Linked DNA regions of Mus musculus: all the other regions are linked to region 1. Evidence: chromatin loops called from intact Hi-C (ENCODE). Cell type or tissue: heart. All regions are shown on one strand. Each heading gives the region's core, and the rest is flanking DNA. Links, peaks and the distances in the headings are about the cores only. Region 1 holds the start of Purb (purine rich element binding protein B). Region 2 holds the start of Snhg15 (small nucleolar RNA host gene 15). Region 3 holds the start of Tbrg4 (transforming growth factor beta regulated gene 4).

Region 1 (10,392 bases), core at 860-8,859:
CGAGGCTGGCTGGCAGCTGGGAGTCTACGTGGAGGCTCTGTAGAGTCAGCTGTTGGCAGAAGCCCATGAGAGAAGAGGGTGTCCCATCAGGGCTGTGTGTGCACCCTTCCCCTCACCTCCCACACCTGTCTCTTCCCATCTAACAGTCTCTCTGACTGTCGCATGCCAAGATCTTTCATCCCATTTGAAGTTTCAGCTTTTTTTTTTCTTCAACAAATATGTATCCAAGAAGGATAAAAGTGTATCTGGGTTTCATTTATATGTTCTCAAAACTCAACATTAGCTAAAAAAATAACAATTTTCTTTCTAGGAGTCAGATTTATGGAGGAAGCTGAGTAAGTTCCATGAATAACATCAACAACAGACAGTGGTCTTGACTGCGGATAAGCCAGACCTACCCATAAGGAGCCATATGGCTACCGAGCCATAGCGTTCTCCGGTAGCTTTGTGAGAGGCACATGAGCATCTTCATCTGTGGGTGAGGAGTAGGAGTGATCTACAGAGTGAAGAAAGTCACTCGGTGCTAGGCGCTGGGAAGTCGGGTTGTGGAAAGGCTCTGGGTCACAGCACGTGCATCCTGGGCACTGGAGGCAGCTGTGCTTCATGTGGTATCCCAGCCTTTCAAGTGTGACAGAAGCCTCATGACAAGAGGTGCCACAGCTGACTGCTAAGCCCAGAGGCTGAGAAACTATGCTTCCTAAAACCCAGTGCTCATGCGAGGAATTCATTTTCCACCTCACAGAAAACAAGTATAAATAGTGGCACAACTACTGCACAGAGGGTGAGGCAGTAACTATGGACTGTGAATACGGTTCACAAACTTGCCTTCAGTCACAGGAATCCAAGATCGCCATGGAGCCCTGAACAGTACATTTGGCCCACAATTGTGAAGCTAGCAGTGTCTGCAGCACGGGAGGCCTGGCCTGGGACGTGGGCTGCCCTGCCCTCCTGGCAGTACATGCACAGGTTACTTTGGAAGCCTTCACTGCTTTCCCCTGATCTGCTTTTATCGAAAATGGGAAAGGGCAAAAAAAGACCAGGGAATTGCAGCTTACAAGCAGCTCAGAGCACAGGGCCTTGGAGTTAAACATGATTCCACTTTAGATACAGTCACAAACCATTTTGTGGGGCCCCACATCCTCCTGCCAGCCCCTGCCCTGACGACACTGACCTGTAACCATCTCTTCCCCCTCCTTCTAGCTTTAGGGCACAGGCTGGCTGGCACATGGGCAACCTTGAATGCACTGTGGGAAGTTGGAAGGGTCAGGGCAGCAAATGGTTCCAGAGTGTGGCCAAAAGCGCCTTTAAACCCAGAGTAGAGTGATCTATCTACAGGATAACCAGCTTTCAGACTTCAAAGTGCTGCTGATGTGAATAACAGAGCCCAGAGCCGGCCAGCCACAGAGTAAGGAGAGCAGACTCCGTGACCTGAATCCGGTAGGGTTCTGCATGCTGCAGAGGGTGCAGTCTGGACACTTGGCACAGTCTTCTTGGGTCTGCAGATGGGCTAACGGCAGGCGTGGCTGAGCTAATTTCTTGGGTTTGATCACGGTGCTCCAGTTAGCTAAAATTGTCCTTATTCTGGTAAACAGACACAGAAATGTTGCAGTGAATGGGAATACTAGCTTACCTCCAAACAGCTCAGAAGGAAATCTAAACACAAAGAAAGACAGAGGCAAGGAAAAATACAGACATGGAGAAATGGAAAGGAACAGGCATAGAAAGATGGAGAGCAAGATAGCGATGAGAGAAAGACCAGACATGTTACTTACTATTCCTTCCGGTGGATTTGTGTGAAGGCTACTACTCTTACAGCTAGTGTGCTACAATGTGTGCTATATGTGTGTGCATGAGTGGACGTGGGTGTGTTATCCATGCCTGCAGACATGGAGGCCAGAGGTGGGTATTGGAACGTTTTCCATCATTACTTTCTATTTTATTTCTGAGAGTCTCTTGTCACATGAGAGTTCACTTGTTCTGCTAAATTGGCCAGCCAAAGAGCCCCCAGGCTGCTCCTGCGTCTGACCTAAGTACTTAGGTTAAAGGGTTAGACCACCACACCTAGTGTTATGCGATGGCCAGGGACCAAGACTATACAGACACTTTACCATATTCAGGCCATTGCAAGTATTATTTATTTAAATTTCAAGTTTAAAAGGAAAAATGGGGTGAGGAGGAGGCCAAGACTGTGCACTCCCTATAATATATGGTCTCTTCCTCTCTTTCCTGGCCCAGCTCCTGCCAAAGTGTGGCTCTTTCAAAACTACCCATCCATGGCTCTTTCTTTTGGCCCACCACCTCAGCCTCCCACTCTGCTTCCCAGAGTCCAGCCTCCACTTCAGAGTGTATGTATCCAAAACACCTACTTCTGTCTCCTCGGCCTCCTCCCTGGATGTCAAGGGCTGCTCTGCAGGCTTCTATCCAGATTCCTCTCACCACCCCTCAGTGCCAGCCAAGTTAGCATGTGGCCTCGGGGCAGGCTGCTTCAAGGTCTACCTGGTCCACCTGAAGCCCCAGTGCTGTTTCTTCTCTCCTAGTTTTCAAGAAGGCAGCAGATACTTCTCATTTTCTACCCCATCCCTTTCCCAAATGTCCATGTCCTGTGATTGCTCCAGGCTTCACATGAGATTATGGGTGAGTCTCCATGTTCCTCCCTTCTTCAACCTTCATGCTACTCAGGTCTCTCTAGAGCATTTGTTCTCAACCTGTGGGACTTGGTCCCTTGTGTGTGTGTGAGGGTGTCAAAGCAACCCTCTTACAGGGGTTGTGTATCAGATATCCTGCACATCAGATATTACAGCTCATACCAAAATTAGTTATGAAATAACAAAAAATAATTTTATGGTTGTGTGTCTCCGAATATAAGAAACTGTATTCAAGGGTCACAGCGTTCGGGAGATTGGAAACCACTGCTCTAGAGCCCAAGGCCTGTGCCCTTTGACCATTCCCTTCCTTTCCTGCCCTGTCCATGTGGCTCCTCCACCCACACTTCCTGCCCACGTTTACTGCTGAGTGCTTTGACATCTGCCTTCCATGTCCCCCCCAACCCCGTTACAGTGTGCAATAGGGCTAAGGAAACCGTATTTAGAATAGGAGGATTTGAGCAGTGTGTCCTGTGGTGCAGTCTGATGGGGGAAGTTCATGTGTAACTCAGTATTAACGTCACAGGACCTCCAGTCATCCAGGCATCACCTTTGCTCTCGTCCCATGTTGTTCACCTGTCCCTTGCTTTATGTGATTGCTCCCACCCCCAAGGAAAGTGGTGTCCAGCTTTCCTGTCTGCTGGCAGTTTCTAAGCCTCATCTTTATCACCCAGCCCAATACTAGACTGACCATTGTTACATTTGCCCAGGAGTATCCAGCCAGCATCTCAAACGGTCAACAGATCTATTTCACATACCCTCAATTTGCTGAAAGGCAAGACTTTAAGTCCACCAAGAAGAAAGAAACTGAAGAAAATAACTGATATTCAAAAAAACACAGTAAAGTCCCACTTTTCATTGGTTCCATGTTCTCAGGGATGAGGGTGGGGGAGTATCTAACACCTGCAACATCTGAGGTTTTGTGAAGTCTAAGTTTGGTGCTGGGTTATTAAAGAGCCCAAGCCCCTGACCAGGCTTATCTGCTAGCATTATTCTCATTCTCTGATCACCAGAGCCCTCAGCTCCAATTACCACCTACTTTTTTTTTTCCCTCTTGTCTCCATATAGTTGTAATATTCTGACCCAAAGACCACAGTCTCCCCACTCCCCAACCAGCACTGCCCAGCCACTAAGAGTCTGAAAATGTGGGCCTGTTTTACAACATAGTCACTGCTTATAATCAAGAGTTTGTGCTGGGTCTCACTGTAGACCACCCACACTCTCCTTTGCCCTGGGTCACTTTCTTGAAGTACAAAACTAGGGAGCTGGTGAGATGGCTCAGTGGATAAGAGCATTGACTGCCCTTCCAAAGTCCTGAGTTCAAATCCCCAGTAAACACATGGTGGCTCACAACCACCTGTAATGAGACCTGATGCCCTCTTCTGGTGTGTCTGAAGACAGCTACAGAGTACTTACATATAATAAATAAATAAATCTTTTAAAAAAAAGTACAAAACTAGAAAATGACTCCTGTTTATACAGTTTATGGTGGCCCCTGTCCACTGAATCAAGGATCTCTCCTAGCCACCAGAGAACAGCTGCGCCCAGTTCCACTGTTCACAGACCCTAGGCCCCAGCCAAACTGCACAACTCACCATCTGGAGACATATGTTCCTCTGCCCAAAATAACCTACCCTATCTCCACCTGTTAACATCTATCCTCCAAGGATTACCCAATACATAGTACTGGGACAATGGGTTAGTCATTTGAAGGAAATTCCTTAGATTCTTTACTTCATCCCAGACATCATGATATATTTCAGATAAACATAGTCCTATACTTAAAAATCAAACCATAAAACCACTCAAAAATATGTCCTTACTAAAAAATTACAAGAGAAGACTCTAGGCTTAGATGCAAATGAAATTTCAGCGGAAACAAAATAACAAAGCTGGCCCATCAGGCAGAATACAGGCTAGAGGGGCGGTTAACTGCTCATCACACAAGCATTAAGACACAAGCTTGAAAACCTAGCAGCTGCATAAAAGAGCAGGGTGCAGCAGGGGGTGGGGGTGGGGGATCCCTAGGGCTCACTGACAGCCAGTTTAGATCAATTCAGTGAGCTCTAAGTTCAGCCAGAGACCCACTCACAAAAAATACGGTGGAGAGTAACACAAACACTCTATTTCCGGCCTCCACATACACGTACATGTATAGCCACACAGAAACAAATTTAAAACACTTTAGGGCTGGAGAGATGGCTCAGTGGGTAAGAGCACCCGACTGAAGGTCCAGAGTTCAAATCCCAGCAACCACATGGTGGCTCACAACCATCCGTAACAAGATCTGACTCCCTCTTCTGGTGTGTCTGAAGACAGCTTCAGTGTACTTACATATAATAATAAATAAATCTTTAAAAAAAAAAAAACAACACTTTAGAGGAACCTGGTTAACGAATATTAAACTGATGCAAGAACTCAAGTTTAAGCCAATATAGCTTAGTGAGATCCTATCATTAAAAACACCCAATTGTAAAAAAAAAAAAAACCCAAAAGTTATTTGTGTGAACTCCATTCAGGGAGTTTATAAAATAAGATGGTATTCTGGTTTCTTTGTTTTAGAAACACGGGCTTATTTACTGAAGGATTGCTAGATCCAATCGTTAGGAGTCCGACTTAATCAGTGTACTCGTCCCTGAGGATTAATAATCTAGTAGCATTAGTGAGAAGTAGGATCTCACTGGAGAAAACAGGTTACTGGGGTATGCTCTGGAAAGATCCCTAGCCCCTGGCCCTTTCCTGTCTCTCTGCTTTCCCAGGCGCCAGGAGGTGATTGGCTCCACTGTTGAATAATTCATGTGCTTCTCGGCAAAACGTTCTGCCTTCCCACAGCCCCAAAGCAACAGAGTCATCTAGTCACACACTAAACCCTCTGAAACCGGGAGCGTCAGTAAAGCATCAAGAAAGAGGACCCCAAAACCAGCGGACAGAAACATAGGCTCGCCCGGGGTAGCCGCAGAACGCCTTGCCGGCGCGGCCAGCGACGTCACCTCTGCGCCCCGCCGGCGTGGTGTGTGTGGGTCTTCCGGCCGGGAGGCGGCGGCGGGCGGGGCGGAGTGACGTCACGGGAGGCGCGCGCCGGAAGCGGGCCGTGCCGCACGGAAGCCGCGGGGGCGGGGCGCGGAGGCGATGGGGGGCGGCGGCGACCGGCGATGAGCGGCGGGCGCGCGTGAGGAGCCGGCGGGCGAGGCTGGGGGGCCCCGGAGCGCGAGCCGCAGGGCGGAGGGCGGGGGCGCGAGCGCAGCGGGCGGCGGCGGCGAGGCGGCGGCCGAGAAGATGGCGGACGGCGACAGCGGCAGCGAGCGCGGCGGTGGCGGCGGCGGCGGCGGCGGGCCCGGCGGCTTCCAGCCCGCGCCCCGCGGCGGCGGCGGCGGCGGTGGCGGGCCGGGCGGCGAGCAGGAGACGCAGGAGCTGGCCTCGAAGCGGCTGGACATCCAGAACAAGCGCTTCTACCTGGACGTGAAGCAGAACGCCAAGGGCCGCTTCCTCAAGATCGCCGAGGTGGGCGCGGGCGGCTCCAAGAGCCGCCTCACGCTGTCGATGGCGGTGGCCGCCGAGTTCCGCGACTCGCTGGGCGACTTCATCGAGCACTACGCGCAGCTGGGTCCCAGCAGCCCCGAGCAGCTGGCGGCGGGCGCCGAGGAGGGCGGCGGGCCGCGCCGCGCGCTCAAGAGCGAGTTCCTGGTGCGCGAGAACCGCAAGTACTACCTGGACCTCAAGGAGAACCAGCGCGGCCGCTTCCTGCGCATCCGCCAGACGGTGAACCGCGGCGGCGGCGGCTTCGGCGGGGGGCCCGGGCCCGGCGGCCTGCAGAGCGGCCAGACCATCGCGCTGCCCGCGCAGGGCCTCATCGAGTTCCGCGACGCGCTCGCCAAGCTCATCGACGACTACGGGGGCGACGAGGACGAGCTGGCCGGCGGCCCGGGAGGCGGCGCCGGCGGCCCCGGGGGCGGCCTGTACGGAGAGCTCCCGGAGGGCACCTCCATCACCGTGGACTCGAAGCGCTTCTTCTTCGACGTCGGCTGCAACAAGTACGGGGTGTTCCTGCGAGTGAGCGAGGTGAAGCCGTCCTACCGCAATGCCATCACCGTGCCCTTCAAGGCCTGGGGCAAGTTTGGAGGCGCCTTCTGTCGGTATGCAGATGAAATGAAAGAGATCCAGGAGCGACAGAGGGATAAGCTTTACGAGCGACGCGGCGGGGGCAGCGGTGGCGGCGACGAGTCGGAGGGTGAGGAAGTGGATGAGGATTGAAGCAGGCAGCTTCCCGTACCGGCCTCCCCCAACCCCACCACCATCCCCTTGGCTAGAGAGCGCCCTTTCCTTCTCGTCCCCAGTGAGCTAGTGGAGAGGGATCAGGGGAGGCCGCAGACGAAGAAAACAAAAAAAAAAATAAAATAATATAGTTAAGAGAAATAACCATAAGAAAACAGTCACAGACAATTAGAGAAAAGCAGTTAAGTTCCAAGGAACTGCCAGCAACCTGCAAAGAGGAGCAGCATCTCCTCACCTGCGCAAGAGTCTCAGCTTCTGTTGTTTAAAACCGAGGTTCGGAAATTCATCAGGAAAACACTGGAAGGGATAGATAGATCTTCGAGCGTCTGGGACCAAAACCACACCTGGGTTACCCAGACTCATGCATTGGGAATAGCTGAATTTGTGTTCTTCCTGGGTAATCTGGTCTTAGGATCCCTCCAGGCCTCACTACTATCAGCATCTATCCCTTCACCTCCATCGAAATCAGCATTTTGGATCTAGGTCTTAGTGGAATCTTTGAGAAGAAAGAGGCCTTTTGCAGTTACCCAGTTCTGAGGGTACAGGTTTATGAAAAGGAATGCAACTTTACACAATCATGGACAGGGCAAGAGAAGAATTCAAGAAGCCATTGGAGAATTCGAAAATTAGATCCATTTAAAAAAAATGGTTTTGCATGGAACCTGGACCAAGGCCCCTGTCTTTTCTTTGCAGAATTGTTTTCCGGGATGCAAATGAATTCAGAGATCAAAGCTTGAACTAGAATCCATTACTAAAATAGTTTAAAAGTTGGCAATTTTTTTTTTCAAAAACAAAAGCATTTTTACAATGGGGATTGCTGAGGTGGGCACAAGAAGTCAGGCATAAAGCACAAAGTGGACTGTTTGAGTGGATTGGTTGCTGCTCATTAAAGTTCTTCCCTTGATCTCTTAAGTATGGAGGTCTTTACCAAGAAATGGCTTAGCATGAGTGGGAGCTGAATCCCAGTGGCTCCACCGTATGAACCAGAGAATTATGGCTAATTCGGCTGTTACAGCCACTGGCTGGCTGCATTTTAAACCTTAAAACTTGACTATCTGCAAAAAAGGAACAGTGTGGCTACAAGCCTGAGCTTTAATGAAATAGACATCCTCACAGAGAAGTTGGAAATAACAGAACTGAAGTCTTAATTTACCTTCAGTTTAATCTGTGGATTTATTGAAATACTGACGATCCTCAGGTCCAGAATTCCAGCATCATTTATTCTTTTAAAATAAATTTTTAAGAACTTGATCCATCTTATTCAGTACCTCACAATCAAAGTTGGCAAATGATGGATGAATGATTCAAGCGTTGCACCCGGTAGAAGCTGAATCCATTTGTGAATGGACTGAAGTGAACGCGAATGCTGACTCTATCCTGGAAGCATTTTTATACCATCTTGAAATTTCAACAAACTGGCACTTGCCGGTTTATCCAGCTGTCTTTCAAGAATAAAAGTTGGGGTTTTCAAGGATCGCCTCTTCTATATTTTAAATGGATTTTCAGTATAAATGATTTTTCTAATCAAGTTAATCCCACCCCATCAAAAGGTATTCCTAGAAATGTCATAGACCTAGGCAACTTTGAATTGAATGGGAGCTAATGTTCTTTCCAAAGTTTTTCAGGTATCTGTGTGACACCTTCTCAAGAACCAGGAGGCAAGTAACCCCACCTCCACTATCTTAGTATTTTTTTTAACTGCATGCCTGCCCTTTATTTGAGCTGCCTTTTTAATTTATTGCATATCCTTTTTATTATCTTATTTTGGTATTATTCAATCTATACAATCTTTTTGTATTTATTCGGAAATAAGTAATATACAAAAAGGTCATTTTTTGTGTCTGTGGCTGAGAGGGAGGGAAATATTTGTGTATATAAAATTAGGCTTTGAAAAAAAAAATAGACTGATTCAGAATATTGTTGATCTTAGACTTAAAAATGGAAGAGCCACAAACATTGGTGCCCTTACAGACTATTTCTCTACTCTCATCATCCACAGTAGAATTTTTAAACAGATTTTTTTAATGCTTTTCTTTTAAATTTTTCTCCGTTGCAAAGAATGTTTCCTAAATTGTATGGGAGCAATAGTATTTTTGATGTTCTAATGACATCCGTATACTTGTACTGTATTTTGTACTACAAGGCAGCTGTTTTCAATAATGTCCTGCTGTATTTACCTATGTGTTTTGAGTGTTTGTTTCTTTGCTGCGGAGAACAAATTCCTACTTTTAGTAAAGGAGCTGAGAAGCTAGCATTAGGTTTGCAGAAACTGTTTACAGTTTCAAACTCTGAGGCAGCAATGAAAATTAAGGTTGCAGCTCTTCATTGATTGCTGTAACGTTTTCATTTTGAAATCATGTACTATTCCTGTGTAGACCAACTTGTTTTCTTGCTTCAGTGGTTCTGTTGCTCAGCTGCAGTGAGCCAGTTCAATTTTGCAAAGGTGCAGTACCTCTCCTTTTCAAGGGGTTGGTTTTTGTTTTTTGTTTTTCTCTTTTCTTTTTATTTGGCTGAATTGCAGTAACTAGCCTTGCCTTTCTATTCTGTAGAAATGACAGGGTCTTCACAATCCTTCACCAGTGGCTACTAAGCTATAATTAGCTGAATAGAAAGAATGTGGAAGTGGTCTGAGGCATATAGAGTATATGCCAAGAACACTACCATATATGGCATCAGCTTTGGTTACCAGAGAAATTTTCTTAGTCATTAGACCATATAACAGTAATATATCATATGTAAATCTTTAGATTTCAATTTGAGAATCCTCCAAAAAAAGGAGCAAAGAATGCATAAGCTATGTGTTGGCAAAAGTAATTTATATTAAAATTTTGACCTGCCTTTGTAAGATTAAGTGGTAAATGTCATAGTGGTGGGTTTTTATGTCTTAACCAATCTCTGAGGTTTATTTCTCCTGCAGGGGATGGTTCATGGCCTCTCTTCCCACTGTAGGAAGATAGCAGAAGGATGGGGGTTAATTGTAGCATTTCACTGACCCTCATCCAGGGACTAGGGACAATAGAAATCTGCAAACATGGAGAGTCAGTCATAAATACTAGCTTTTTGAAGGCATTGTTGGTCTTTGTTGATTTCTGTCAGAAAATGGCATTGTACAAATTATGGGAAGCAACCAACTTTTCTGTTCTGTTTTTGAAGTGCTACTATGAACGATTCAGAGTGGTATTTTTTTTTTCTTTTAAATTTGGCAGATAGCCCAGCTAATGAAAAATAGTCACATTCCTGAGAAGTTGGAGCTAAAACTCCAAATTATTGTTGAAATACTTGTTTCTACTGTATGTAGAAATGTATTTTTAAGAAAATCAAAGAGGAAAAAAAAATCTATGCAGAGACCCTACTACTTTGTGGTTTCTATTGTCCCTACACATCATTTCAGCATGTCTATAATGGCAGTTCTTGTCAGCAAGTCCTTCAGTGCATATGCTGCACAAAACAAAACATAAATCTGCACGGCACCAAAAAC
Region 2 (10,392 bases), core at 1,034-9,033, 52 kb before region 1:
AACATCCATTTGCCAGACCTGTAGAGGTCGAATACCGCGTGGGTTAATTCCCACATGAGGAACTGGCAAGAACTCACAGCAGCTTTGACATTGAGTAACAATGTCACGGGCTTCTTTTCTTGTCAAGGAGAAACGACTGCGTAATGTTTCAGCCGTCACATGAAAATTGTTATGAAAATTTCTTGCAGCCTCTACCGGGGATGATAGGGCAGCAGCCACCACTTTAGTGGCCTTATCTGCCAAATCATTTCCCAGAGCCATGGGGCCAGGTAGGCCTGAATGGGCTCTAACATGAGTAATATAAACAGGAGATCTTCTAGATAACAAAACTAATTGTATCTGCTGAAAAATATTGGCAACTCTACTGGAAGGCTTAATCACTCCAGCCACTTCTAAAAGATTTACTGCATTAACCACATAACAGGAATCTGACACAATATTAAGGGGTTCTAAAAAGGTTTTTAAAACTTCTAAAACCACTAAACATTCTACCACTTGAGGTGAATTTTCATTATATTGTTTGGATACCACTTTACCATTAGCCACATAGGCACCTATGCCAGTTTTTGATCCATCAGTATATACCACAATCCCATTTTTAAGTGGGTTTCTTCTAAACATGTAAATATTGATTTCTCTCAAAGGAGGAAATATGCGTGACATCCATTTGTCAGACCTGTAATGGCCTGGCGCCACGAGGGTTTACCCCTACGTGAGTAGATAAAATTTGACAACAATCTAAAGGCATTATTAAGTAATCAGAATCATTTCTAGTAGAACCAATCCCTCTGGCAGCTCTAGGAATATCAGAGGAAGAAAAAACAGCCATGTAGGCTTGGCAAAATTATTAGTTGAGCTATTTTGTCCCCTTGTGATATAGAAAAGACAACTTGAGGACAAGAACAGAGAACCTGAAGTTCCCCTTTACAATCCTGATCTACAACTCCAGGGTGGACAATAAGACCTTGTAGGCTGCAAGAGCCTGCCTCTGTCATTATTGTCCAGTGGCTTCACCTGCTCGGGAGAGCGCCTTCCAGGCCCTAATAGCCTTTTCATCTGATTCAGAACTATTAAAAACTGGCTCCTTGAGCTCACCTAGTGATGAGTAGAGGCTCCTTCTCCTAGAAGCCTCCGCTGATTGATCTTTTTTCTTTTCTTTTTCCTTCTCCTTCCTTCTAATCTCTCCCCAGGTATTCTTACCTGACCTAAACTTTTCCTCGGGTTCAAGACCCGTGGAAAGGCCTGTATGCTTATTTTGTGTACCATATTTTCTCTTTGCTCCTACTCTCTCTCCCCGCTTTACTTCTGATAGATTGTCCTGAATTTCATCTAGAATCCGCCCTGCCTTAACCACTTGATAACATGTGAAAAGGAACAAAAGGGCTTCTAACACTAGAGAAAGTTCAAGGCCAAACATACCTTATAAAGCTATTTTCCACTTTACTTCTGATAGACTGTCTTGAATTTCCTTAGAAAGTTCAAGGCCAGGCGTACCTCGTAAAGCTATACTTACGGGTTACCGCCGTTCCCCAGCTGAAAAGTTCTGAATTCATGCAGTTGAATCCTTCTTAACAGTCTGCTTTACGGGAACCTTTATTACCGCGACCCGCAGTTCTGGTTCTGGAATGAGGGATCTTCCTTGCGCCGGTGAAGCTCCCGTCCCGAGTTTCCTCCCGGGTTTTTTCTTCCCGGATTTTTTCTCGTCCCGGAATTTCTCGTCCCGGATTTCAGCACCAATTCTTAATCGCGTTCTCACGCCCGGCCAGGAAAGACGCAACAAACCAAAATCTTCTGCGGCAAAACTTTATTGCTTACATCTTTGGGAGCCAGGAGGGCAAGCGCCCAGCGCCCAGCCCCCAAAACGAAAGCCCCTTCAATAATTTTAGGAGCCAGAGCTCTGGCGCGCCGGGGCGCAGAGCGTGCTCTATTGTTTACATCTTTAGGCAGCGAGAGAGCGCAGGGCGCGCAGAGCCAGAGAGATGCCAGCGAGAGAGAATGGCGGAAACCCCGTCCCCTTTTTTAGGAGCGTTATATTTCGCCTAGGACGCATCACTCCCTGATTGGCTGCAGCCCATGGCCGAGCTGACGTTCACGGGAAAGGTAGAGTACAAGTAGTCATAAAATACCCTTGGCTCATGCGCAGATTATTTGTTTACCACTTAGAACACAGGATGTCAGCGCCATCTTGTGACGGCGAATGTGGGGGCGGCTCCCAACACACACTCACATACACACACACACCACCACACACTCACACACATACACCACACACACACTCACACACACACCTCACACATACACAGACATACATGCACAAACACACACATGCACACACACACACACAGACATACATGCAGGCAAAACACCCATACTGTGATTTAACTCTGACACAAGCCAGAGTTATTTGAAAGGAGGGAATCTAAATTGAGAAAATGTCACCATAAGATCTGGCTGTAGAGCCGGGCGTGGTGGCTCACGCCTTTAATCTCAGCACTTGGGAGGCAGAGGCAGGCAGATTTCTGAGTTCAAGGCCAGCCCGGTCTACAAAGTGAGTTCCAGGACAGCCAGAGCTATACAGAGAAACCCTGTCTCAAAAAAAAAAAAAAAAAAAAAATCTGGCTCTGGCTGTAGGGCATTTTCTTAATGAATGATTGATGGGGGAAGTGTCCATCCCACTGTGGGTGGGGCCATCCCTAGACTGGTGGTCCTATAAGCCTGCTTTTTGTAAGAAAGCAAGCTGAGCATGCCTCGATGAGCAAGGCAGTCAGCTGTACCCCTCCATAGCCCTTGGGTCAGCTCTGCCCCCCAGGTCCGGGACCTGCTTGAGTTCCTGTCCTTGCTGCTTTTGATAATGAACTGTCATATGAAACTGTAAGTGAAATAAGCCTGTCCCTCCCCACGTTGGCTTTGGTCATGGTGTTTTATGACAGGGATAGAAACCCTAAGACATATACACATAAAATATGTTTTTAAAAATTTAATAACACAAGTAGGGATTAATTTTTTTTAAAGATTTATTTATTTATTTATTATATGTAAGTACACTGTAGCTGTCTTCAGACACTCCAGAAGAAGGAGTCAGATCTCATTATGGGTGGTTGTAAGCCACCATGTGGTTGCTGGGATTTGAACTTCGAACCTTCGGAAGAGCAGTCGGGTGCTCTTACCCACTGAGCCATCTCACCAGCCCCTAATTTTTTTTAAAGTTTTTTTTTTTTTTAAAGATTTATTTATTATATGTAAGTACACTGTAGCTGTCTTCAGACACTCCAGAAGAAGGAGTCAGATCTCATTATGGGTGGTTGTGAGCCACCATGTGGTTGCTGGGATTTGAACTTCGAACCTTCGGAAGAGCAGTCGGGTGCTCTTACCCGCTGAGCCATCTCACCAGCCCCTAATTTTTTTAATTATAGTTATTTAATGCGTGCACATGCACGGAGTTCAAAGAACAACTTGTGGGACTTGCTCCTCTCCTACCACAAGTGTGCCAGGGGTCAAACTCAGGTCATCAGGCTCTGTGTCAAGTGCCTTTCTTTACCCAGTGAGCCATCGTGTTGGCCCCAAACAGGCAGGTTTTGCAATTTGGAGTCAAGGAACAAACTCTTGTCATTAAAGCATTGAAAGTTGGAGCCTCAAGTCCTCTGACAACTACATTCAGAAAAGATGACTCCCAGCTGGGCCTGGTGAGCCCGGATTGTAATCCCAGCTACTTGAATGTGCAGATCCCTGGAACTGCAGTTAAGGATAGTTGTCATCACCATGTGGACGCTGGGAATTGAATCTGGGCTCTGTGTAAGAGTGGCAAGTGCTTTTAACTACTGAGCCATCTCTACAGCACCAATTATAAACTCTTTGTAATTTTTATTGTTACATTTGTGTGTGTTTGTATGTGTGACACGTAAGCATGCACATACACACAGCCTACAAGTGGAGTGGGCAAACAATTTGATGAAGTCCCCTTTCCTTCCACCTTATAGTTTCTGAGATTCAAATTTAGGCTTAGTGGCAAGAGCCTTTCGCTGCCGATCTACCTTCCTGGGCCAAAAATAAAGTCTTAGCTCCTTTTCAGTTATGAGCCTGTGGTTTGTGTCACTAGAAATTTAATGAGAACTAAGCCACCCAACCTCTAAAAAGAGGGGGGAATAAAAGAGAGAAAGAAAAATTCAAGAAAGGGCTGAGGATGTGACAGTAGAGCATTTGCAAGCTCAAGGCCCTGGGCTTGGGAATGGTTCTCCGGTGACTTCTGATCTGAGTGTGGCCATAAGCTTTGTTAACTATTACAAAGACTCGTGCTTCTTGTGGTGCTTGTTTCTGCAGCAAATTCGTGAAGAAGTCCATGTTGGAAGGTGAAGAAAGGGCAGACATATGTTTTTAAAAGAAAGGAAAAGATGGGCAGTGGTGTCCCACGCCTTTAATCTTAACACTGTGGAGGCAGAAGCAGGTGGATCTGAGTTCGAGGCCAGCCTGTTCTACAGAGTTCCTGGACAGCCAGGCCTTCACTGAGAAACTTGTCTCGAAAAACAAAACAAACAAAAAATAAAGAAAATAAAAATGCTGACCGAGGTTTTCTTTCCTGCCCCCTCTCACTTTCTGGTCCATTCACATCACTTTGTTGTTGGTTGTTGTTGTGTTGGTCCATCCCAGGGCCCAGCGTCCACGTGTTTCTCAGCCAGGGCTACCTCCGGTTCCAGGCCCCAGCTTTGGCACCCGGATTACTAAAAGGATAGGATGCAGAAGGCAATCCCTGAGTCTGAGGTCCGCATTCGATCAACCGCCACTACCAGGACCGGCCAGCTGGGGGAGCGGGTTAAACCCGCGCTCGAGGCCACGCCCCAGGGGCGCTGACGTCAGTGTCTTGGAGCCCGCGCACGCGGCTTTGGGCGGGGCTGCGTGGTGACGTTACGCGTGCGCGGCTCGCTGCTGTGACCGTAACTTTAAGCACACGTGAGCGTCCTCAGCTGGCAGCCATGGCTGGCGGGTCCTTCCTAGCATGTGCTGCGGCCCTCACCTTATCTTCCGTCATCAGGGCACAGGCGCCGTGCAGGGCTATTCCGAGTCCAGGTAGAGATGGCTGAGCTCGGTGGCAGGAGATCAGCCTGCGGTGGAGCAGGGACGTTTGCCCTGGGGAGACACGTGCCACCGGGTGAGTTAGGCCTGTTTCTGGGGGATTCCTTTCCAACCCCAGCTAGTTCCGCCCAAGCAAGCAGAGTCTTCCCTCAAGAGATTTTTTTTTCCTTTTACGAGAGAACGTTCGGAGGGGCTAGAACTGGGTGATACGCACTGGCTGCGCTGAATCTGTCTTTTCTCCCCTCCTAGGTGGACATCGAGGCCCTGTGGGTGGCCCTACAGCGTGGAAGGGATGACCGAGCTTTGGGACATGTCCTGGTAAGTCAGTTGTGGAAGCTCGGTGGCCGGTGAAGCCAAACTCCGTATCTTGAATTCATTTTCAGGACTAATTCTCTCCCCTAGACTTCTGGGGACTGGGAGACTGCAGTATGGGTCGTGCAGGATTGGAGTGATATACTTAGCAAGCCTCCAGCGTGCTTGGGTCTGCAGTGACCCTGTGCATTCCTACAGTGCTTGCCAGAACAATTTTGAAGTGGTTTGAGGCCTTGCCCTGCCCTCTCCAGAGCAAGGTTATAGAAATTTCAGACAATATGGCAGACACCTGCCACGTGGATAAATTACAAGCCGGTAAGATTTGCAATGCTGCACTTTGGGTTTTTTGTTTTGTTTAACTGTGTGGGATAGTTCTGCACATGGTGCAGAGGCAAATAAGTCATTTCTTGTTGGTTTTGTTTTGAGGCAAGGTTTCTCTGTAGTTCTTGCTGTCCTGGAACTCAAAACAGATCCACTCACCTCTGCCTCCTGAGTGCTGGGATTAAAGGTGTGTAAGGCTACACCCAGCTGAATATTTTTCTGTGCTCCAGAGTTAGTACAAAGTAGTAAATCCTTAAAACAGTTACAAAATACAGCAGGAGTACCAGAGTTGGGTCTCCGGTGTTGAAGTAAAACCCCAGGTGTGGTGACACGTGGTTTTGGTTCCATTTGGGCTCTAGGCCTTATTTTTCTTTTTTTTTTTTTCTTTTCTCGAGACAAGGTTTCTCTGTGTAGCCCTGGCTGTCCTGGAACTCACTTTGTAGACCAGGCTGGCCTGGAACTCAGAAATCCATCTGCCTCTACCTCCCGAGTGCTGGGATTAAAGACGTGTGCCACCACACCGGGCCTTAGGCCTGGTTCTTAAAAGGCAGAGAGCCTGCAGATGGTAGAAATCTGGCTGCTGTGCCAATACCTAAGGAAAGCCTCCCGGCAAAAGGAAGGAATCCCAGGTACTGGGATTAAGGGTGTGTGTTACCACACCAGGCCCTCATTTCAAATCTTTATGTTGAAAGGGAATAAAACTGTAATTCATGTAATGTATGTTAAATAGCCCAAAGAGTTGTTTCTGAGCTTTGAAACCTGGGGCTGAGAACATAGCAGAACAGACCAGGACATGCCCGGGCAAGCCCATCGCCTCCCTAGCTCCCACCCCTCTGACCTAAGTTAAATGTTACAGGCTGCTGATGTGAAACCGCGCCAATTCCTCCCCCAGCCCCACTCCTTTTCTATAAAAACCCCTAGCTTCCAAGCCTCGTGGTCGAATCCACTGTCTCCTGTTATGTGAGATACGTTTCGACCCGGAGCTCCGCCATTAAAAAAACCTCTTGTTGTTACATCAAGGTGTTGTGTTCTATTCGTGATTCTTGGGTGCACGCCGAATCGGGAGCTGAGTGGGGGTTTCCCCACTGAGTTCTTTCAATGTCACATATGTGAGTGCACTGTCACTGACTTCAGACACACCAGAAGAGGGCATCAGATCCCATTACAGATGGTTCTGAGCCACCACGTGGTTGCTGAGTTCAGGACTTCTAGAAGAGCAGTCAGTGATAACTGCTGAGCTATCTATCTCCAGCCCCTTAACTCAAACCTTTAATTGTACTTCTTTTGTGTGCGTGTCCATGGGTAGGTATGGGCCAATGGATGGCATAGAACATCAAGGTCAGAGAACAGCTTGCAGGAATTGGTTTTCTCCTTTGATAGCAGGCATCTCTAGTCCTACAGCCTGTGTTCTTTTCTGGAGTGCCAGTCATGACTGAGTTGTGTTGAAGGGAAATGTCCTGTTCTTGGTATGGAAGCTGTGGGGTAAATGGTACGTGGACAGTTGCCAGCTTAGTGTTAATGCATTTGGCTCACTGACTCTTCCTTCGGTCTAGGAAACCTAAGGTGCTGGAGCTAGAAGAGACTTGATAGCACTTCAGAGACCATCAGGCTGTTTCGTGGAACTTCCACCAAAGAGGTGAGGATGCAAGAAGACACTCAGGTCACATCAGGAATTAGGCTGGCCTCAAAGTTGCTATGCAGCCAGTGATGGCTTTGAACTCCTTAACTCATGTTTCTACCTCCCTAGAGTTTGAATTACCAGCCTGTGCCAGGAAGCTCGGGCTCTACTTCTGTCTGACTTAGTAGTTGTCCATGACTCAGTCATCTGGTTAAAGTGTATTTAAAGACAATGAGAAACCTGTGACCTTTCCATATTATAAGTCATGTGATTAAATCTCAGAAAGGTTAGACTCCTGGGTTAGATTCTTGTAGATGGCATTTGCCTCTGGTTTGATTTCAGCATAGTGTCCATGAGGAAGTCGTGATTCTAGATGGAGTGGGCTGCTACAGAAGGGACCAATGGGCCTATTGGCTCACTGGGGGTGCAGTCGGGGCTCAAACACAAGTTGGGCTATGCCACTGCCCCTCATGGCAGTGGCCATGTACAGCAACCCTTAGTCTCATGATGGTGCCTCTTCTTCACAGCGTAACTTGATGTTTCTAATCTTTGCAGATGCAGAAATGGAGACTCCAGAGCTGGAGAGAGAGAGATGACTCAACTGTTAAAAGCACTGACTGCTCTTCCAGAGGTCCTGAGTTCAATTCCCAGCAACCACATGGTGGCTCACAATTATCTGTAATGGGGATCCGATGCCCTCCTCTGGTGTGTCTGAAGACAGTGATGGTGTACTGACATATATGAAGTAAATAAGTAAATTAATAAATAGAAATGAGACTCCAGCTGTGTTGATCGGGTTTGAAGTCCTCTTGTTGGATTCTAGAAGAATCCCAAGTTTCTGGTTCTTGGCCTGAGCTTGATTCTATGTTTGTCCTCCTCCCAGACTCCTTCAGCTCTTGAATAAGGAGCCCAGCTGGCCTATTGTCTGACATTTGAATAGAATAAACCATGGGTATTGTAGCAGGCTAGAGAAAAGCACACCTGCTAATCAGAATACATCAGAGGCAAGAAGATCAGGCTGGCCTGGGTTACAAAGGACCCTGCTTCAAAAAGAAAGTAGATGTGATTTTATCCATGACTTGTCTTAGCCTGTTTATACATTACATGTGCTAAAAACACTGGTGGCAGCCCAGGTAAACCACGGTGCCTTTCCATTCTCAAGTACATGCAGGTGATTCCGTGTGCCACCTACATCATGCCTGCTTGTATACTTTTAATGACCATTTGGAACTTGCACTTGATTGGATGGAGGAGGGGTGCTGGAGTTGTCCCATTAAGGCTAAGTTGGGGGTGAGGTACAGGGGGACTGTACTGTGAGATCCTGAGGATCTGCCCTTGGCTGATAGAATCGAGGGTGTAGCAGTCAAGGGTTTGTGCTTCCAGTACCTGTATCAGACAGTTGTAACTGCAGTTCTAGAAGATACCTGGCATCCATCCCTGTCTCTTCCCATCCCAGGGTACATAATTTACCCTGGCTGGGCACGCCTTTAAACTCCGCACTGGAAAAGCAGGCAGATCGCCCATGAATTTGAGACTAGTCTGGTTTGCAAAGTGAGTTACAGGACAGGCAAGGCTGCTGCTTAGGCTTCCTAGCACCCATATGAAAGCTCAGCAGATTGAAACTTCCTCCTGGGGATCTGACACCCTCTTCTATCTAGCCTCCCTGGGCACCAATGCATACAGATGGAGGCGGTGATGGCTCACGCCTTTAATCCGAGCACTTGGGAGGCAGAGGCAGGCAGATTTCTAAGTTCGAAGCCAGCCTGGTCTACTAAGTGAGTGCCAGGACAGCCAAGGTTATACAGAGAAACCCTGTCTTGAAAAAAACAACAACAAAAAAAAAAAAAATAGGAAGTCAATTGAACTGATTGAGATGGCTTAGCATTAAGAGGGTTAAGAGCACTGACAGTTCTTCCAAAGGTCCTAGTTCAATTCCCAGCAACCACATGGTGGCTTACAACCATCTGTAATGACATCTGATACCCTCTTCTGGTATGTCTAAAGACAGCTACAGTGTGCTCACATAAATCTATAAGAAAAAAAAAGGAAACCAAGTGTGGGATATTCCCCTGAATGTCAGCTATTCAGTCTAAAAGTATGGTCTGTCCATGGTTAGCTTACTGCCCACGGGTTAGCTTACATAGGTATTGTTAGGAAATGTAGTGGGCAAGGCCTGGCAAAGTTGGTCATTGGAGGTACGGTGAGTTTTCATTACTACTGACTTAGTGAATGGAACAGTGCCCAGAGATGCCCCCCCCCCCCACACACATCCATATTAGACACAGCAAAAACTACCCTAACAAGAGACCATCTATTCCTGTACCCCAAATGCACATCACACACACACACATACAAACTTTAAAACTAGGTAAAATGGGACTGGAGAGATGGCTCAGTGGCTAAGAGCACTGACTGCTCTTTTGAAGGTCCTGAGTTCAAACCCCAGCAACCACATGGTGTGGCTCACAACCATCCATAATGAGATCTGACTCCCTCTACTGGAGAGTCTGAAGACAGCTACAGTATACTTAAAAAAAAAAAAAACTAGGTTAAATGGCAGAGATGGCAGTTCAGAACACTTGACTGATCTTCCAGAGATCCTGAGTTTACTGCCCAGCAGTCATGTGGTGACTCACGGTCATGAGTATTGGGATCTGATTCCCTCTTCTGGTGTGCATGAAGATAGCACTCAAATTACACACACACTTAACACTACACACACACACAGCACGCTGTGTGTTCAATTTTATGGGGAAGTTTTATGGCAAAACTGCATGTAAAGAACAGACTGGTGGGTGCCAACAAAAGATGCTTCATGCTGAGACACACAAACACCCATAGATGGTCAATTTGCCACTAACCTAGACAGTAGAATTGCTAGGGTTTCCTCAGGCCCTAGCAGACTAGAGTGGGTGGTGGCTCCACCCTATTGCCCTATCTGCAAGTTTGCTGTGCCCCGCAAGTTTGGTATAAGGACCATACCATGAGGGAGCTTCAAGTGGGCACCACCTGACCAACCCCTCTCTCAACAACGGGAGCTTCTGGGTTTGGTGCAGAAAGGGCCCATAGTTGGT
Region 3 (10,392 bases), core at 809-8,808, 150 kb before region 1:
GGGCGGGACCACATCTTGCCCAGGGCTGCTCAGCTGTGTATGCCTCTTGTCCCCTATGTAAGTCTAAACCTCACCCAGGACCTCAAAGATGGAGCTAGGGAATCAATGGGCCTCTTTATTTGTTCCTCAGCTTGTAACTACTAAATGATCGTTAATTGGTGTGCTGAGGGCAGGTGGCTCAGCCTGGCTTGTTAGGACTGCCAGAGCCCAGGCCTTGACACTAATTACTCCAGAAATACCTTCAAGTTAAATAAGCCGTTAGAATAACTCATAAAAGCACTTCAAGCACTGAGCTTATAAAGGGTCATGAAGGACAGAGATCAAGAGTAGCCAGATTGTCTTACTCGATGACCTATGGCCATAAAGAGACACCATGGCCATGACAACTCTTATAAGATTTTAATTTAATTTAATTGGGGCTTACATTTAATTGGCTTATATTTTCAGAGGTTTGGTCCATCATCATCAAGATGGAAGCCTGATGACACATAGGCAGATGTGGTGCTGGAAAAGGAGCTGCAAGTTCTACATCAGAGCCCACAGGCAGCATGAAGAGAGGGTGCCACTGGGCCTGGCTTGGGCTTTTGAAATCCCAAAGGCCACCCCTAGTAACACATTTCTTCCAACAATGAGGCTATACCTCCCAATCCCTAATGGCCACACATTTAAATCTTTGAGCCTAAGGGGACCACTCTTATTCAAAACCCCACACAGATGAAGAGAAGTAAGGAGGGGCCAAGGGGTGGAAGATGCAGGAATGTCCCTATGGGACAGACACCCACCAGGCACACCAGAAATCTTCCTCATCATTCAAGTCCAGAGCTTTTAGGAAGTTTCATTACATAATCATGATCGATTAAACTACTGACTGTCGGTGACTGAATTCAGCCACCATCCCCTCTCTCGTACCTGGAGGTCATGAGTTGATCTGGGAGGTCCAGCCCACACTAATCCTGTGCCTGGTCTTTGTGGTGACCAGCCCATCTGAACCTGCAGAAGTTCCCATATGATCAGTCCCCATTTGAAGCTATGGAAACCACCCTTTCAAGTCTCTATGCTGGGAAGATAAACATCTTGTCACACAAAGAAGCACATGAAAAAAGCAAAAGGAAGTCAGCACGGGCAAGGCAATTTCTTTTCTGCAAAAAGAAGCATGCATCAGAAGCCAAACCAGGCTAGAAAGCAGCACTCTTAGCCAAAATGGCCTCCAGCTCTCATCTCTGATGTAAATGGTGACTGTGTTTCTTCCCGTTGGTGGGAGCTCAACTTCATAACTGATGGGATTGACATTTGACGCAATTAGCTAATGGGTATAAAGAGGGAGGAGGGGACTTGGGAAATATGGGTCCTTGTTAGGCTAGCTACCTGGGTAGAAAAACACAAAACAATATTTCTTACACCCATCTGAAGCTATGATTTGGCTGCATCTCAAATGAACTGGATCAGACTAGGGTAGTGTTTTATAGCAATTTCCCCTGAGACAAAAATCCTCCATCTTGGAGAGAATCCTAGAAAGTCATGGGATTTTCTAAAAAGGGGTGCCAGCTAAAACTCAAAAGCTCCATCCTGCAGAGAAGCTAGTTAAAACTCAGGAAGTAAACAACACAAAACTTTCAGGAAGTTTCTGAAACTGATCACATGTGCTAGGCTCCTCCTTCCTCAAATGTATATAAGCAGTAAAAACTGCTGAAAGACACTCTTGGGCCAGTAAGCCATATGGAAAAAAACTCAGACCAGCAAGCTACTTGTAAAGGACCCTCCCCAGCCCATGGAGCTGCCTACCTGCTGCACAGTATGCTCCAGGTTCCCAGTTTTCATGAGCCGTTGCTCACACTAGGGTGGGCTTCGGTAGTTAAGTCGTCTCGAGTCACTTCTGCTCCTGTAAGTAACCCTCTGTGGTGGTGTGAATGAGAACGGCCCCATAGGTTCCTGTGCTTGGATGCATGGTCATCAGCCGGTGGAACTCTTTGGGAAGGACTAGGGGCTGTGACCTTTTGGAGATGTGTCACCAAGGTTTCAAAAGTCCATGCTATTCCCAGTGTAGGTTCTTTCTCTCTCTGCCTCCTACTGTGGATCAAGATGCAAACCTTCAGCTACTGCTTCAGTGCCAAGCCTGCTTACTTCCATGCTCCTTGTCATGATGGTCATGGACTTTAACCCTCTGAAACAGTAAACTCTCAATAAACTCTTTCTGTATGTTGTCTTGATCATAGTGGCTTATCACCGCAATAGGAAAGTAACTAAGACACCTTCACTCATACTGCTATGAGTAACCCAAAGAACACTCATTGTTTCATCAAGCTGGACTTTGGCAGTCTCTTACTGTGATCCATCATTGGTTCCCTATCTGGGCTGAGTAGATATTTGTTCATGTCTCTCCTTTCTTGCCTCCTACCAGTCATAATAAAGGGAAGGTCACATGGCTTTGCCATCTTAAGGGCCAAATACTGGGAAGATTAATTTTAATTGTTAATTTGACTGAATTTAGAATCAGCATGGAGGAGCTGGAGAGATGGCTCAGTGGTTAAGAGCACTGGTTGTTCTTCCAGGAGTCTGAGTTCAATTCCCAGCAACCACATGGTGGCTCACAACCATCTATAATGGAATCTGATGCCCTCTTCTGATGTGTCTGAAGACCGTGACAGTATACTCACATATATAAAATAAATAAATCATTAGAAAAAAAAAGATACCAGGCAGTGGTGGCCTTTAATCCCAGCACTTGGGAGGCAAAGGTGTGCTGATTAAGATGTTTCTAGACTGCTTGCTGACAGGAGCGTGATAGAGCTGTCTCATGAGAGGCTCTGCCAGTGCCTGACAAATACACAAGTGGATGCTCACAGCCTTCCATTGGACTGAGCACAGGGTCCCCAATGAAGGAGCTAGAGAAAGGATCCAAGGAGCTGAAGGGGTTTGCAGCCCCATAGGAGGAACAATATGAACCAACCAGTACCCCCAGAGCTCCCTGGGACTAAACCACCAACCAAAGAGTACACATGGTGGGACTCATGGCTCCAGCTGCATATGTGTCAGAGGATGGCCTAGTCAGTCATCAATGGGAGGAGAGGCCCTTAGTCCTGTGAGGACTCTATGCCCCAGTATAGGGAAATGCCAGGGCCAGGAAGTGGGTATGGGTAGGTTTGTGAGCAGGGGGAAGGGGAATGGGATAGGGGGTTTGGGGAGGGAAAATCAGGAAAGGGGATATTAACATTTGAAATGTAAATAAAGGAAACATCCAATAAAAAATAATTGTTCTGGGCTGGTGAGATGGCTCAGCAGTTAAGAGAACTGACTGCTCTTCCAGAGGTCCTGAGTTCAATTCCCAGCAACCACATGGTGGCTTACAACCATCTGTAATGAGATCTGATGCCCTCTTCTGTTTGAAGACAGCTACAGTGTACTCACATACATAAAATAAGTAAATAATTTTTAAAAGGAAGGAAGGAAAGAAAGAAGGAAGAGAAATAATTTCACTTCCATTTGGGACTCAGAAAAAGTATAGATATCTGTCAAATAGAAAAACACAAATTTGGTAAAAGAACAAAAAAAAAATTGTTCTTCTCATACACTGAAAAAAAAAAAGATGTTTCTAGATGACTTTAACAAGGAGAAAAGACCCATGTGAATGGGAGGGAAGGGGTGGAGAACACCATTCTGGGGACTGGAATACCAAAATAAATAAAGAGAAGAAAGTCAAAGCCAGGCATGGTGGCACACATATTATTATTATTATTATTATTATTATTAATTTAAAGTATGACTGCTCTGATGCATATACACCCTCAGGCCAGAAGAGGGCACCAGTTCCCTTATAGATGGTTGTGAGCCACCATGTAGTTGCAGGAATTGAACTTAGGACCTGTGGAAGAGCAGCCAGTTCTCTTAACCTCTGAGCCATCTCACACACATCTTTAATTACATCATGCAAAAGGCAGAGGCAGGAGGATCTCTGAGTCTGAGGCCAGCCAGTGAGCTCCAGGGCAGCCAGGACTGCTCTAAAGACTGTCTCTAACCCTCTCCCCCCACCCTGCAAAAAAAAAATAAAAAATATAGCTGACCATCAACATTCATTTCTCTCTGCTTCCTGACTATGCCTTTTGGGTCTGAGGTGAGGAGGTGCAGTAGCTCTGCTGGCTACTGTGTGCTCAGGTGGCTCAGCAGGTCACCTGTGCATGGAGCTCAAGGCCAGTTCAGTTTCAGCATCCACACCATTCACGTTAGGACCAGTGGTCCTTCTTCCATTCCCTCAAGTCACTGCAGGACTAGGCACCTCCTCCCCACTGAGGCCAGATGAGGCAACCCAGTTAGGGGAACAATATCCACAGGCAGGCAACAGAGTCAGGGTAAGCCTTAAGAAGCATTCTTGGGGCTGGGGAGATGGCTCAGTGGTTAAGAGCACCGACTGCTCTTCCAGAGGTCCTGAGTTCAATTCCCAGCAACCACATGGTGGCTCTCAACCATCTGTAATGGAGTTTGATGCCCTCTTCTGGTGTGTCTGAAGACAACTACAGTGTACTCATATACATTAAATAAATAAATCTTAAAAAAAAAAAGCATTCTTTACAGCACGTTGGTCAATACAATGCCCATGTCCAGATTACAACCTGATCCTGGTCACAGAACTCAGCAGCATCTAAGCATATCTTGCACAAGACCAACCCTAGCAATGGCCTCTGCTCCAGTTTCTGCCTTGAGCTCCTGTCCTTTCTTTGATGATGATGTGTGATGTGAGTCAAGTAAACCACAAGTTGCTTTGGCTATGGTTTTTATCACAGTGATAGCAACCTAACAAAGACATTGGCCAAAGTCCATCTTAAATCCCCTAACACTTTGGGGTTCCTTGCTCCTTTCCTAAAGCTCTACTCCCCAGCACAAGGTTGCCTGACAAACATGGTGGCTGACCCTATCTGAGCTGCATGGCTCTAGCTCCCGGCCACATGGATGCCTGCCACCCGGTGGCTAACCTGTGAACTGCCCAGCTCAAGCTGCAGGGCTATTCTCCAGTCCCCAGGCAGCTTTGAGGTTTATGGCTGACCGGCCCCGGGGTTTTCTTTTTGAACTCTAACTGTCCTAGGCTTCCATTTGTGTGTATGTCCTAAATTATTTTATTAATAACCCTAAGGAAGAACCCTGATTCCCTAGGCGCCATAGAATGGCTCTCCTGGGGTTCCCCAAGATCCCCAATAACACATCTTTCCTACTTAATTATTTAATTGGCAGAGAAAATGAACCCATTCCCATACTTCTAGCTGCCATAGTCCTGGGGCTACAAGGCCTCTGGCACCTGGTCTAGCCTGGGGTTGGTTCCAGGAACTGTGGCGAGGTATAGGCATGAGATGAGGGTGGCTCACAGCTTTAAGGAGCCTTGAGTGGAGGTGCTGTCTTCAGAGGCTCCAGCCTTTCACTGTTACAGAATATCTGATCACACTGTGAACCCTAAGACTGTGTTACTTACTGGAAAACCTGTTTGTAGTTGTGGCAGCTCTTAGCACACAGCTCTAATCCCAAACAATGACAGTAAAGTAAGTTTGTAGAAGGAAGCACCCATGTTTGAAAGTGATGTCTACCTAATTGAGTGGCAGGTGAAGTGAAGAATCAGAGAAGGATCTGACAGAATATGATCTGCCCAACTCTCACAAGAGGAAAGGGAAGCTACTTGAGGGGCAGCGCAGAGAAAAGGAAGGAAGCGGTTTTACTGCGACAGTTGTACAGAGGCAGATTGCCGAGTGAATAAATTAGACACAAGTGAAGACAGGAGCCAGAGAATGAGGACCCAGAAGATTACAACAGATTGCCAAAGTTAGTAGGAGTTCAAGCAAAACAGTCAAGAGGCCAAGAAAGAAGCCAGCTTGAATCAGTCAGTGTGGAGAGTGTGGAGAGTGTGGAGAGGAGTTTTGAGCCAGAACAGCTGAGTTGACCAGCTCAAAAGAAGCTAGAAAGGGTGAGCTTATTCAGCAACAAGTCTCAGAGGCTGAAAACATTCTAGGCCTAGATAAGATTCTACAGAGGCTAGAAGCTTCCAGGACTAGGCCTATTTAGCAAACAGAGGCAGTAGGCCTCCAAGACAACAGTCCCAGCACTAAGAATTTTATACATTCTCAGCTGGCTGTGGTGGTATGTCCACCACTGCAACCCTTCATTTCCTTTCTGGTCCATTTTATCTTTGTTTTGTTTGTTTGTTTTTCCTTTTTGTCATTTTTGCTTTTGGTTTCCTACTAAGAAACTACTGTTTAATCCAAGATAGTAAAAATGTGTTTCCCCTTAGGAGTTTTATATCTATATTATCTCTGACCTTTTTGAGCTAAATTTTGAATTCAGCATGAGACTCTTAAACAAGAACCACCAAGGTAAAGCTAGTGTGGCAATATAATGCTAGCTACTGTAAGGCTAAAGCAAGAGAAGCTTCCCTGGATAATTCAGCAATCTTTTATTAACAAGAACCAGCGTTTACGCTTGATTTTAGCCACAAAGGAGAGAAGTAATACACTCTTACAAACATAAAGATTTTTCAAGGAAAATTTTAAGTTAAATTTTCCTTTCTACAAAATTAGGGCCAGCAGGATAACTTAGTGGGGACCTGGGGGTGGGGGTGGGGCATGTCTTTTGTCCTGCACTCCAGAGGCAGAAGGAGGGGGATCTCTGTGAGTTCAAGACCAGCCTGGTCTACACAGCGAGTTCCAAAACAGCCAAGGCTACAAGGAGAAACGCTGTCTAGGAAAACAGACAGTTAGTTTAGGGGCCACTTGACTGTGAGTTCAATTCCCAGATCCCACATGATTGGAAGAAACAAATTTCCCCAAGTTTTCCTGTGATCTCTTCATGCACACATACACCTTTGTCCCAGAGATGCCGTCTGTGGTTTCCTAGCACTGGGATTACTGGGAAAACTCACCTCCCAACCATCCTACCCAGCATTTTGTACTATCTCCTCAGTCCTGCCGTGCGCTAAGGCAGGGCCTTCTCCAGGTCGTCCCGGCTGTCCTAAACTTGGTATGTAGACCAAGCTAGCCACGACCTCAAAGATCCTTTTTCCTGTCTCCTGGCTGGGGTTTTAAGGTGTGTGCCACCACGCCCGGCTATTCTGCTTCTTGATGCAGGGCCTCCACAGTAGTACAGGCTAGCCCTCGGCCTCCTGCCTCCATTACTGAGATTACAGCAATTTATCGGTGTGCCGTTGTATACGGTATGTCCTTTACTTGTTTAATCTAGACAAACTGCTTGCATTTCCGAAAAGACCTTCAGCTGGAGCTACAACTCGCTTCTCTGTAATTACCCGACACCTGGCAATGCCTTCCCGCCCCGAACCCCAAAGTCAACACGGCGGTCCCAACTCACGCCTCTCCTACAGGACCTGTGAAAGGCCCAAGGGAGTGGGGCAGAACGGGCTGACATCAGAGTCGCTACCCAAACTCCGCACAAGTAGGAGACTCTGGCCCGACGTGCCCTGCCGTGTAGAATTCACCCTCTCCTTCCCGTCTACGTTTCCCACGACCAGGATCTCACTACACTTCCCAGTACCGGAAGCCTGAGCGCAACAAAGATGGCGACTGCGGAAGGGGCGGAGGGCGTGGCCTCCGTCCGGGAGCACTGGGCCACCTAGCTTCCGGCGGCGCGCCAGTGACGTCAGTGAGCGCGCCAGGCCGCGTGGAGGCCGTAGGCTGATGGAGGTCAGTGAGGGTGATCGCCGCCGCAGTCTGGCGTCCTGGAGAGACCGGGTTTCTGAACGTGGGTATCCGAGACGGGAAGCGTGGCTGGGAAGGGCAGCAGTTAGTAAGGACCGGCGGGGCTGTTGTGGGGGGAGCCAGGAAAGGGACTCTCGACACCGTGCCCCAAGGGCGCTGTTCGGTTGCAAATTCGGTTCCGGGCTGCGATTGCGCACGCGCTCCTCGGCCCGCGGTAGACACGAGGCCTATCCCGGGAAGCTCCGCTGCCCGCAGTGACCCTTGGCGTCCCCTGCCAGTCACTTTTCGTGTTTCTGCATTTTAGGTTTCAGGGTCGATATTTACTTAGTCGCAGGTCTTGAAAATCGGTAGTTTGCCAGTGCTTTTTTTTTTTTTTTTTTTTTTTTTTTTTGGTTTTTTGAGACAGGGTTTCTCTGTGTAGCCCTGGCTGTCCTGGAACTCACTCTGTAGACCAGGCTGGCCTCGAACTCAGAAATCCACCTGCCTCTGCCTCCAAAGTGCTGGGATTAAAGGCGTGCACCACCACGCCCGGCTCTCCAGCGCTTCTTTACTGTCTGGGTTCAGTAAGTGATGGATATTGGGTTTGGGCAGATGTCCCCCTTCTGAACCATATTTTATTTCCGTGTAAGTATAATTAAGCTAATCTTTTTACAGCTGCAGTAATGTGTTCACATAACAGTAAAATTAAGCTAGCTATATACCCGAATCCCGGAAGCAGAAAAAATTGAGGTGTTTTCTCCTTTAGTTGAAGCAAAGTCCAGTAACTTGTCTCATTTGGTTCTATCTCACCTTAGGGAACAAGACTGGCAGACTTGCCGAAAGAAACGTCATGTGGTTATGTAGCGTGTTCTCGAAAAAGGTAACATTTTGCAGGACTTAGAAAAAGGCAATGCCGTGCCCTGTGATTGGCAGAGAACGCAGTAGCCAGTTTTGCATTGTGAGATAAAAGTGTGAAGTGTAGTTGGAACAGAGCCTGTATTGTAGGGGTTGGATTAAGATTGGCAAGGTGGTGACTCTGGGTGGTGTTAGGGCTTGTTTGCGGTGATCGATTCAATTTGTGAGTTTTGCTTTAAGGGTTCTGGGGTGTGACTCAGTTGGAACTGCTTGTCTAGCTCACATAAAGGCCTAGATTTGATCTTCGGCACTGAATAAACCAGGAGTGATTGGCTATCTTTAATGTTAGCACTTGGGAGGTGGCCGCAAGAGGAATAGAGAAGTTCAAGGTCATCCTTAGCTATGTAAAGTAATTGTAGTCTTGTTTCTTTCTATGTATATAAGTGAACACGGGGACACATGCAGGCACACAGCCCGGGAGAGAGTCAGGTCCCTGGAGCTGGAGTTACAGGCAGTTGTGAGTCCCTCAATGAGGATGCTAGGGACTGAATTTTGGTTATCTGGAAGAATCGTTCGACTTAGAATATTTAAGCCAATAATTTTTTGATCCTGGATTCCTTTAAAATTAGAAACGTGCCCAGATTTGCATGAAGGAAGCATTGAGGAGGACCTGGAGAGTTTGAAAGTACAACCAGGCCTGGTGCGTCCGGGGCTGAATGCCGAGCTGTGCTATCTGACCACTCTCTCCTGAAGCAGAAGCTCCCGAGACTTATGCTTCAGAAAGTGCTGTCTCATATGTAATGGCTGTAATGATTGAGGGCAGTTGTTTAGAATCGCTGGGTCTTCCTGCCGTTGTCATGGTGTCCTGTAATACTCCGTTTTCTTTTCAGGACTTCGGAGTCACCTACTAGGAGTCTTCCCTCCCTCCCTCCCTCTTCCCTGCGCCCAGCATCATGGCCGTTCGCCTGATGAAGCGGTGTACCTGCCTGCTTCGAGAGGCTACCCGCCTAGTTCCTACTGTTGCCCCAGTTGGCCGACTGAGACTTGCTGGAGTGTCCTGCAAGACTTTGACGTCCTCTGTCAGTTCCCCCTCCTCGGGCTCCTTGGCGGAGCTGTTGGGGAAAGAGCAGGTGTTTACTCCGTACCCAGAGCACCAAGAGCTGGACTTCCTCATTGAGAAAGCCTCCAGACCAGAGCAGCTGCTGGAGCTGCTGGGTTCTGACCATAGCCTGCACCACAATCACGCGGCCCTCATCCTCATCCGCCTGTCCTACCTGCTGTCTGAGAAGCCAAAGGAAAAGGCCTTGCTTGCAGAGGATGCTCGCTTTCAGCGACTTGTCAAGCTAGTTGATAGTCAGGTGAGCAGTTACTGTGTGCATGGGGGATGGGCAGGGCGGGGTAGCCACTGGTAATGACTGTAGACAGGGCTTTGGGCATTTGGGTTGGGGCTAGGGGGTTAGTTTTTCAAGATAGGGTTTCTCTGTGAAACCCTGGCTGTCCTCCATAGATATCTATCTCCCACCACCCGCCTGCCTCCCACGTGTGTGTGTGTGTGTGTGTGTGTGTGTGTGTGTGTGTGATCCACCTGCCTCTGCCTCCTGCATGTTGAGATTATAAGTATGTATGTACCCCCCCCCCCCCAAGGCATTCCCTTGGCATTTCTTACTCTAGTTTTCAAAGAACCCTGCTGTGCTTTCTGTTTATCCTCTCAGGAGCCTGTTAGGTACTTCAGAGACAAGCAGCCCAACACTGGCCTGCTATCAGGAGTAGAGGAGATGAGCCTGCTTCTTCCCAGTTCCCTTGGTACTTCCTGCTCAACAGCAGAGCCTTGACTTAGATCCCTACCAATCTCTCAATATCTGGTTGCCCATTGTAC

The links. A loop is a pair of places that touch in the nucleus more often than their neighbours do. Peaks named below come from ENCODE experiments on the same cell type or tissue, not always from the same donor. Only the 100,000 strongest peaks of a DNase experiment are listed, where the experiment ranks them.
Region 2: it touches region 1 in a loop (4-fold over the local background); 13 of 42 quality-filtered maps call a loop at or near these places.
Region 3: a loop joins it to region 1, with 5 times the contacts of the local background. A loop is called at or near these places in 15 of 42 quality-filtered maps.

The regions. Positions count from the first base shown.
Region 1 is chr11:6,471,413-6,481,804 of GRCm38, reverse strand. Purb (purine rich element binding protein B) reads left to right here and starts at 5,729. Exons shown (of 1, transcript NM_011221.3): 1 at 5,729-10,392. The coding sequence starts at 5,919. The coding sequence ends at 6,893. In heart, for the core only: a CTCF peak has its summit at 5,628; DNase peaks (open chromatin) are centred at 5,704, 6,124 and 6,624; H3K4me3 peaks cover 3,912 bases; H3K27ac peaks cover 3,788 bases.
Region 2 is chr11:6,523,299-6,533,690 of GRCm38, reverse strand. It overlaps Snhg15 (small nucleolar RNA host gene 15), which reads left to right and starts at 4,931. Exons shown (of 4, transcript NR_045893.1): 1 at 4,931-5,143; 2 at 5,317-5,385; 3 at 7,254-7,336; 4 at 7,874-8,100. LOC115487884 (a small nucleolar RNA gene) reads left to right here and starts at 5,526; the gene lies at 5,526-5,658. In heart, for the core only: a CTCF peak has its summit at 4,785 (motif pointing right); a DNase peak (open chromatin) is centred at 4,850; H3K4me3 peaks cover 3,013 bases; H3K27ac peaks cover 2,674 bases.
Region 3 is chr11:6,623,298-6,633,689 of GRCm38, reverse strand. It overlaps Tbrg4 (transforming growth factor beta regulated gene 4), which reads left to right and starts at 7,623. Exons shown (of 12, transcript NM_134011.3): 1 at 7,623-7,725; 2 at 8,477-8,541; 3 at 9,407-9,874. The coding sequence starts at 9,470. In heart, for the core only: CTCF peaks have their summits at 3,798 (motif pointing right) and 4,961 (motif pointing left); DNase peaks (open chromatin) are centred at 4,949, 5,789 and 7,599; H3K4me3 peaks cover 2,307 bases; H3K27ac peaks cover 2,109 bases.